Regions from separate parts of the Mus musculus genome. Here region 1 is linked to region 2. Evidence: chromatin contacts called from ENCODE POLR2A ChIA-PET data. All regions are on one chromosome and are shown on one strand. Each heading gives the region's core, a stretch centred on a gene start or an enhancer-like site at or near the end of the contact. The rest is flanking DNA. Distances are from core to core; before and after follow the strand shown. Region 1 holds the start of Arl2bp (ADP-ribosylation factor-like 2 binding protein). Region 2 holds the start of Cpne2 (copine II).

Region 1 (4,498 bases), core at 576-3,075, 130 kb before region 2:
TCCTCTGAAACCTTCAATCAATGGCCATTAATTAAAAGGCATGAGAGCTTAGAGGGCAGAGCCAGGACCTGAACTCTCCTATCTTCTTGCCTCTACCCACCTGTGCTGAGACTATAGAGGTGTGCCACATACTAGGTTTTGGGTTCTTTCTTCTTTAAATTATAATTTTACTTATTTTGTTTTCAAGTAGGCGCATGCCTGCTACAGCCTGTGTATGGAAGTCTGAAGACAACTTTAGGGAGCCAGTACCACCTTGTGGACCCTGGGGATTAAACTAAGGTTGTCAGGCTTGTGGGCGAGTGCCACTACCCACACTAAGCCATCTTGCTGACCCACAGATTGTTTATAAAGACAACAAAACTCAGTATGGCTTGCTTACTATTACATTGTGCGGTGTGTTAAAATTTCAGTGTTTTGTGTTTTGAAAATCAACTCTTCACATTTATTTCTCTGCATGCCCTTATAAGCAGAGGTTTGGGGTGTTGAGATGGCTTGGGGGCTGAAGGCACTGCTGTGTAAGACGGGTGACCCGAGATCAACCCTCAGAACTCACATGAAGGTGGAAGGAGAGAACCAACTCCACAAAGTTGTCCTCTGAGCTCCACATAGCCATAGTCTCCTGGCAACAACCCCACCCACGATCCATCACATATGTAAATGAATACATTAAAAAATTGTTGTAAAGCAAGGGTCTACTTGATTTAAATCAAGGAATTGACCATAGGAACTAGAGGGGCACAAGTCACTTAGTAGTGTCGAAACTTACCCATAATAATGTCCTCTAAACATCCAACCACAGCATCAAATTCTGCATCAGAGGCGGAGGAGCTGAAAAAACACATCAGGATTAGGTGCCGGTCCAAATAATTATTTTTCGAGCTGAACTTGTGTTTTCTGTGGGTAAGGGCATTGAACCCAAGGCCTTGCACACACCAGGCAATCACAACAAAGCCCACTAGCATTTTTTAAAATGTAAGATTCCCAACGTGCATAAAAATAATAGCAAGATGATCCTCCCATCACTCAGTTTCACCAATCAAGGATTATTGTCTAGTACAGAAATTACAAACACAGGAAAACACTCGTGACGAAAACCGGTATGACAATCACAAAAGCAGCCAACAATTTGGGTAGCTGAGGCTGGTGCGGCACAACTTCATACTTCCGCGTTTATTACCCGCAGGATTTACTCACCGCATCCTGGCTCTTAACGCCACACCTATCTGCTGGTGAATGTGACCGCACGCGGGAGTGGCACCGGCCTAGGGGGTAACTGGTCAGGAGTGGCTTTAGACAGGCGGTGAGGCCGCCGCCAGCCTGGGCAGCTCAAGGCCTCTGGGTTTTTGCTGACGGCCACGATTGAGGCCAGAGGATTGTGATGGAAGCGCTGGTTATCTGTGACATATGCCCGTGGTGGCCACGGGAAGAAAACGCCCCGCTAGAGCGGAGCCTCGACCGGCCAGCCCGCAACCCAGAGGACGTCCGCAGGCCGAGGTCGAGCAGACCCTGGCCGCTTCACTTACAAGGACAGCGCGAAGCTCTCTTCTTCTAGGGCGTCCATCGTAGGGGCGCCGCAGTCACCGGCCCGGGCCCGGGGCCCTGCCGCTTCCTACCGCGCCCGCCGCCGGGCCGGGATCCTCTCTGACCCGCGCGGCCTCAACTGCATCAAGGGCCCGCAGAAGGCCGCACCCACGCCCCGCCCGGCGATCGCGCGAGGACGGGGCTGCGGCTCCTGGCTGGGCCCAGCGCCCGCCGGCCTCTCGCGGGGCTACCCCGCCGGTGTGTTAGGGCAGACGGAGCTCGCAGCCCCGCCTCCTGTCACTATGGTTACCCGCGGTTCCAGCAGCCAATCACAGCCTCAGGTTCCCGGTCTCACGCAGAAGACTGCAAAAAATGGTGGCAGTAGACTTTTTTTTTTTTTTTCTGGATGAAAGAATTGGAGCCAAGAGCCTCGGTTTCTTCATTTTCAATTTAGGAATTGTAAAGATCAGGTAGTTGAAACCGTGTTTTAAGAGCGCTAGAAATAGCCAAATTGCTCGAAAGCCACTCTCATAGTTTGTCCTAGATAATGCAGACGTCTGATTTACTAGAGAGTTACTTCTTGGAAGTATGGAAGGGTCCACGGCATTAAGTGGATGACTTGTAACTTAATTTGTGATCTTCAAATCAAAAGCAGTGCGTTGTGGCATGCGTCTGTAGTCCCAGCACTTGGAAGGTGGAGGTTTAAGGCATTCAAGACCTGCTCAGCTACATAGTGAGTTTGCTGCCAGCTTACTCGCACCAAACCCGTAAACAATTATTAGGCAGTAAGTGGTTCCTTGGGTAATTATGCAGCACAAAAATGTTGACAACCACTGAGAGAGATGTAATCAGAAATTGAATAACTGCTTTGGAGAAAGTCCCCTCTAAAACTGCCACACCATGAAGAAAGGTTTCCTGGGATCGCCCCCCCCCCCCGCCCCCTTTTTAAGCATGCCTCTTTGGTGGTCTGATACCTTTTAGCCAAATGTGTAGTACATAACTAGAAAATTTATGGTATGAATTAGGGTTACGTGGCCAATCTGAATCATTTTGGAATGGACATAAAATGTGTATCCATGGATCTATCTTAACAGCATCAGGAACCAAGATGATTTCAAAGACACTGGAAGATCAGAGTATCCTGGTCAAGCTGAAGACAGGCGTGCTGGTAGGTTTTTTGTCAGCTTGACCTGAGTGACCTGGAAAGAAGTTGATTTTGTGTGTGTCTGTCTTTTTTCATCAAGACAGGGTTTCTCTGTGTTGCCCTGGCTGTCCTGGAACTCACTCTGTAGATCAAGCTGGCCTTGAACTCGAGACTCACCTGCCTCTGCCTTCCAAGCACTTGGATTAAAGGCCATGTGCCATCACCTCCTGGTTTTGAATGTGGATTATTTTAATGACTGAGGGAAGGCCCAGTCCTCTGTGGGTGGTGCCATATCTGGGCAGGTGTAGGATCTATGTAAGGAAGCTCAGCATGCTATGGAGAACAAACCAGTTAACAGCATTTCTTTATCTACTTCAGTTCCTGCCTTCAGGTTCCTATCTCAACTTCCCTCAGTTATGGACTGTTGCATGGAAGTGGAAACAAAATAAACCCTTTCTTCTCACAAATTGGTTTTGATTAGTGTTTTGTCACAGCTCTGATAAGCAAACTAGGACAAGCATCTAAAAATTCTGTTCCATTGAGCACTGGTAAGACAGCTCAGAGCAGACAACTAAGATCCTATTAGATCCTTTTTCTATATCCTATTTACTTTTGAATACATACATGAACTGCCTGCTGATTCCAAATCATGGATCCACGGAGAAAAGGAATGAAAAATTTGTCTCCACTAGTTACCTATTGCTCTTTACAACTCCTCTCTCAAGAAACCTAGTGAACTAAAACATTTCATTTACTTATTAATCTGCATTTTGGGAAGGTCTTGGCAAGGATATCTTTTTTCCATTTGGTTGCACTGGAGCTTGAGATGACTTTCACAGAGCTCAGGTGGGTGGCAATTTAGTGGTGGCTCACAGCTGGGAGTTGGTGAGGATTGTGGTGGTGGTGGGGTAGTGGCTTGGGGAAGGGTGTCAGTCCCTCTCCATACAGGCTTTCTGGAGGTGTTTGGGTTTTCTCACACAACAGCAATTGGACTCGAGCAAGTATTCCTGTCAGGCATGATGAAGTACACCTTTAATCCCAGCACTTGGGAGGCAGAGGCAGGTAGGTATGTTTGAGGTCAGTCTGGTCTACAAAGGGAGCTCTAGACCAGCCAGGACTATGAGAGACCCCGTCAAAACAAACAAACAAAAATAATAAAAAATAGCACCCCCTCCCCAATATTCCGACAGATAGGGAGCAGAACCTTCAGGTAAGATACTCTACATATAAAATAAAATCTGGGGAAAAAAAAGAGGCTGAAGAAATGGCTCATAGGTTGACAACTTCATGTTTTTCTTGAGTTCAGTCCCCAGCAACACCCTTATCAGGCAGCTCTAGCTCTAATTCAATGCCCTCTTCTCTAAAAAAGAAAAAAAGCTGGGGAGGGTGACACATGCCTTTAATTTCAGCACTGGGGAGGTAGAAGCAGGAGGATCTCTATTAGTTCGAGGCCTGTCAGGGTTAAATAGTGAGACACTGTCTAAAGACAAACCAACAGCAAAAAAATCCTGCTTTTTTTCCTTTAAGTTTAAAAAAATCTTACATTTTGCATGTATGAGTTTACATGCACAAGGCAGTGCACGGTGCTTGAGGACCAGGACAGCTTGTAGGAGTTGGTTCTCTTTCTACAGTATGGATAGCAGGGATCAAACTCAAGCCGTTAGGCTTGGTGGCAAATAACCTTTGCCTGCTGAGTATCTTTTTTTTTTGTTTTTTTGTTTTCCGAGACAGGGTTTCTCTGTATAGCCCTGGCTGTCCTGGAACTCACTTTGTAGACCAGGCTGGCCTCAAACTCAGAAATCTGCCTGTCTCTGCCTCCCGAGTGTTGGGATT
Region 2 (4,583 bases), core at 913-3,412:
CATTTTGACCCTCTTCTTCACGTGGTCCCCTGAGGGTTTTTAATTCTTACGGCACTGGGGGAGGGCTTGAAAGGCAATCACAGACCCTCATGAAGAGCTCTCCACGTGTAAGAATACCTGCCCCGTTTCCTGGCCCTAGCCTTCCTACTGGCTCTGCAAATGGGCTGGTATTGCCGTCGGCCCTCGTTTCACAGATGGAAAAACACCCAGAGCCAAAGGGTGTGTGTGTGTGTGTGTGTGTGTGTGTGTGTGTGTGTGTGTGTGAAGGCATGAAGGCAGGAAGGCAGGAAGCAACAGAGAACTCAAGCATCCATAGCCTTTGTCCCTGGTTTTTCCATGCAGAAATGCATCTGATGAACTCTCCCATTCCAGGGGCTCATTATCATCTGAGGACAGCCCCAGAGTTCACTGGGCCCCCTGCCAAGGTGGCAATAAACTCTCGCTTTAGTGTTTGTGTCTGGTCAGTTTCCAGGAGGCCCAGGAGACGGTCCTACTTTACAGAAACTGGAAATACACAGTTGAGACCACCATCCCACTTCCGGTCACAAAAAGGTGTTCAAGGCCAGGTAAGTCTCTCACAACTCCCATATTGGGACTGTTCACAGGCCACTAGAAATGACAACCCAACCCAAAATGCCTCCCTTCCTGTGGGAGAAGGGCTCTCATCCAATGCAAAAGGCAGCATTCTTGACCTCACAAGGGGAGTTGCAGCCACTTGACCAGAAGTCAGCAAGCAAAGAGCTAGGAGTCAGTAGGCACCTCTGGCCCTGACTGCAATCCTGAAGCATCAGGGACCTTAAATTGTTTCTCCTGGACAGCAGCTTTCCTGACAAGAAGGAAGGATGACCAGGCCCTCCCACTTTGACGAGCCCACGTCAAATCCCTTCTGAGCCCATGGTGAGGGAGCTATATTCTGGAAGAGTTTAGCTCTGCCTGGAAGAAGGCAAAGGGAGGGGATCTCCCCAGGCTGGAAAGCAGGACCCTAACCCTGGACTAGGGAATTCTCAGCAGGAAGCCTGCCTAGCAACAATGCCTCCAAACAAAGATGCGGTAGACACCTCCAGGGGCAGTATAATACTCCTTTCTATCTCTGAGAGGGGCAGTATAATACCCCTTCCCATCTCTGCGTGACAGTTCCACACCCCTACATGATGGTGGTCTGTGGTCAGACAAAACAAAGGGCATCTGGGCTAATTCTCAAAGGCCTTTCCCCTTTCCCCTTCCCCCAGAATTCTTATAGGGCAGGAAGAATCAGAGTACAAGGAGGACCCTTTGAATGGCCACCCAGCTCCGGACTGCTATTGCACCTGTGACCTTGGGCACTCCCAGCCTCCTTTTGAGGTAGCCCCTTATCCAAAGACTAGTCAGCTGTACCAAAGACAGGATTCGGGAAGGGAGGGGAAGAGAAGGAAAAAGGAACATTAGTCTCCTTTATTTTTCCCAGGAGCACCATTGTGGGGATGGGGAAAAAAAGAAGGGCTTCTCGCTTCCTCCTCCACCCCTTGAAACACACAGGTGCCAGACAGCTTTTGCGCAAAAACTAGTTTGCAAACACACTCCGACTTCTGGAACGCCGCCCGGCACTATTCCCCATCTCTTCTCCCCAGTTGGAGCAGGGAGTCGGCCCTAGAGCTGATCCCGAGTAGCGCCAGGTCCTGGTCAGGGTGGGATCAAAGGGCGCGCTCGCCTCCAAACAATTGTGCTGGCGGCTGCGATCGCTAGCCCACAGCCGCCCTCTAGACATCTAACGGTGGAAGAGGGTCTCCTAAATAGCTAGCCAGTGTCCCCGAAGCCGCCCATCCTCCAGCCGCCCCCCGCAGACGGGCGCCCCCGCGTGGCCGGGTGGGAGCTGAGCCCCCCCCCCCCAGGCGTGCTGCGGGGGGCGGCGGCCAGGGACATCGGAGTCCCTTCGGCTGAACCCACTCCCCCTCCAAGCCCCAGGCCGAACTTGAGCGCACACAGTGCCCGGCCCGCCCTCGCCGCGGACCCCACTCACCGCGCTTTCCGCAGCCTCAGCGTGCTCCGGGCCGCCGGGGCATCCCCGGGCGCTGTGCTGTCGGCCGGGCGGCGGCGCGGGACAGGCTCAGGGCGCTACCCGCGCGGCCGTACCCACTCGTGCGCTCGCCCGGGCTGGGGCTGGCCCTCCTCGGGCCCCGGCTGCGGCGCGGGCTCCTCCCTCCAGTCGAGGGAGGATGTGGGCGGGAAGCGGGCGCGAGGCGGGCGCTTCCTGGAGGGGCGGCTCTCCGGGCTAAGCCGGAGCCTGTCCCGCTCCCGGCTGGTGGCCCGCGAGGACCTGGATGCAGCAGGCTGCCACTCCGAGCGATGCCGCGAATTCGCACCCAGCGCCGGGCCCGCCGCTCTGGGCGTCAGGCACCGCCGAGCTCCCCGCGTTGCGCTCCAGTTCAAGATGCGGGGACCCGGGGGTGCGATCTCCTGGTCCGCTAGACCCCCGGGGCGCCGCCCGCGGCTCTCACCCTAAAGCGCGCAGGGCTCAGCACGGAATCCTCGGGGAGACGCCCAGGACTTGCCTCCGAGCTGCGCACAAGAACCGCAGTGTTTTCTTTTTTCCTTTTTTATTTTATTATTATATATTTTTTAATTTCTTTCAATAGCGTTTTCTTGCCGCCTGAGACTGGGAAGATGACACATATTCCCGTGACAAAGACGATGAGATAAAGACGTTCGGAGTGGGGTTTGGGATCAACGGGAGAGTTGAGGCCTCCCCTCTGTGCAGCCAGCTTTTGAACCAGAGGCACCAGTTCTTAAGGGACTGTTTTGTCGCTGGGCAGCTGGTGGTCGCTCAGTGGTATTTTGTACCCTCGGAGCAAGTAAACCACTGGACATTACCACACGGAAGCTCTTTTAACCAGATTCTGTTGTGGGAGGTGTAGGGGGAGACATGGCTGTCCAGAGGTCTTAATAAGCATGGCCAAAGCCCTGGGCCCTGGTGTACAAGTCTCGGGATTGTGGGGCTGAGCGGTAAAGCCTTGCACTGAGGTTGTAGGTTTTCTATTCCAGACAGATAAGAGTTAATGCGGGAGACTCACGCTGCAGCTCTGAGCTCCCTCCACCTCTGAGTCACAGGCACTTTGCAGCCTTAGAAGGGCCCCCACTAAGCAGCCCTAGGGCACAGAGCTTTGTTCTCTCTGCCTGCCTGTCCCCGGAGCTTTCTGCTTTTCTCCAGATTCTCCTCGTCTTCTTGCGCAGAAAGTCCTCCATGCCCTCTGCTCAGCTCTGGGACAAAGCAACCTGTGGCGCCACTTAGAGCAGAGGTAGAAAATGGGGACCGCAACGTCTTCTTCCAGACTGTGAAGCAATGGCAGGTAGAAAAGTAGATGGATGAGAAGTTCAGGATGAAAGGCAATTAGCACAGAGACCCAACTCAGCTGTGGGACTTGACCAGCACTTTTCTAAGAACCCAGAAGAATATGGCGATTGGGGGGGGGTGGGTACGGAGGGGAGGGGAGGGAAAAGATGTCACTAGGTCTTGGTCAGGAGGGCAGAGTACTAAGGTCAGGGGTCACAGCAATTCCATTCCTAAGTACCTACCCAAGAGAAATGAAAATGTTTGTTCAAGCAAAAAGTTGAGCATGAATGCTTGCAGTTCAATAAACATTCTAGCTCAACTTATAGACATAGTTCACTAGAGCCAAAATGTGGGCAAGATCCAATATATACCAGCAGTTCATAGGGGAAAGTTCAGTGCAAAGTCCACACAGTGGAATATTACTCACCCAGGGAAAGTACTGACATATTAAAGTAGGGATAGTTTCAAAGGCAGCTCATCATAAAAGGCCAACTGGATAATTCCATTTTAGAAAATGACCAGAAGAGACATAGCCACAGAGGTAGACAGGGGATTCTAGTCATCCGGGCCTGGGAGGGAGAATGGATGTGGTTGCTCTTTGATACAGGGTTTCTTGGAGGGAAGAAAAAAGGGTTTCAGGGCTGGAGAGATGGCTTAGTGGCTAGGACCACTGACTGCTCTTCCAGAGGTCATGAGTTCAATTCCCAGCAACCACATGGTGTCTCACAACCATTTGTAACGGATTCTGGTGTACCCTCTTCTGGTTTGAAGTGAGGGACAGTGTACTCACATGCGTTAAATAAATAAATAAATCCTGAAAAAAGGTTTCAAAAGTAAGAATTGGATCTGGAATGTTTCCAAAGGCTCATGTGTTGACATTTTACTCTATAAATCATTTCACTACTGGGAAGTACTGGAAACTTTAGAGGAAAGTTACCCAGTCATGCCCCTGAGGATGTGATCTCTCTCAACATCACGAGGTGTGATGTTCTGTCTTCCTGAATGTCCAGTAGTAACAGAGCCAGCATACCATGAGCCAAAACTACAAGCCAGAGGAAATCCTCCTTTTCACAACTGTTTTTCACATCGACGAGAAGTTGACTAACAGTTGTGTAACTCTACAGAAACCCAAAAGGCATGCATACTTTAAAGGGCAAGCGTCATACATGTTGATTATTGTCTTAGTTAGGGTTCTACTGCTATGAACAGACACCATGACCAAAACAACTCCTATAAAGGACAGCACTTAATTGGTGCTGGCTTACAGGTTTAGAGG

Evidence for each region. ChIA-PET counts read pairs that join two places held with the same protein, here RNA polymerase II (POLR2A).
Region 1: POLR2A ChIA-PET joins it to region 2 with 24 read pairs in Patski. The contact joins the promoter of Arl2bp here to the promoter of Cpne2 in region 2. POLR2A ChIA-PET finds 5 or more read pairs at or near these places in 2 of 5 experiments (Patski and embryonic stem cell).

What each region holds. Positions count from the first base shown.
Region 1 is chr8:94,663,927-94,668,424 of GRCm38, reverse strand. It overlaps Arl2bp (ADP-ribosylation factor-like 2 binding protein), which reads right to left and starts at 1,825. Exons shown (of 6, transcript NM_024191.2): 1 at 1,524-1,825; 2 at 767-828. The coding sequence starts at 1,561.
Region 2 is chr8:94,530,607-94,535,189 of GRCm38, reverse strand. Cpne2 (copine II) reads right to left here and starts at 2,162. Exons shown (of 16, transcript NM_153507.2): 1 at 1,997-2,162.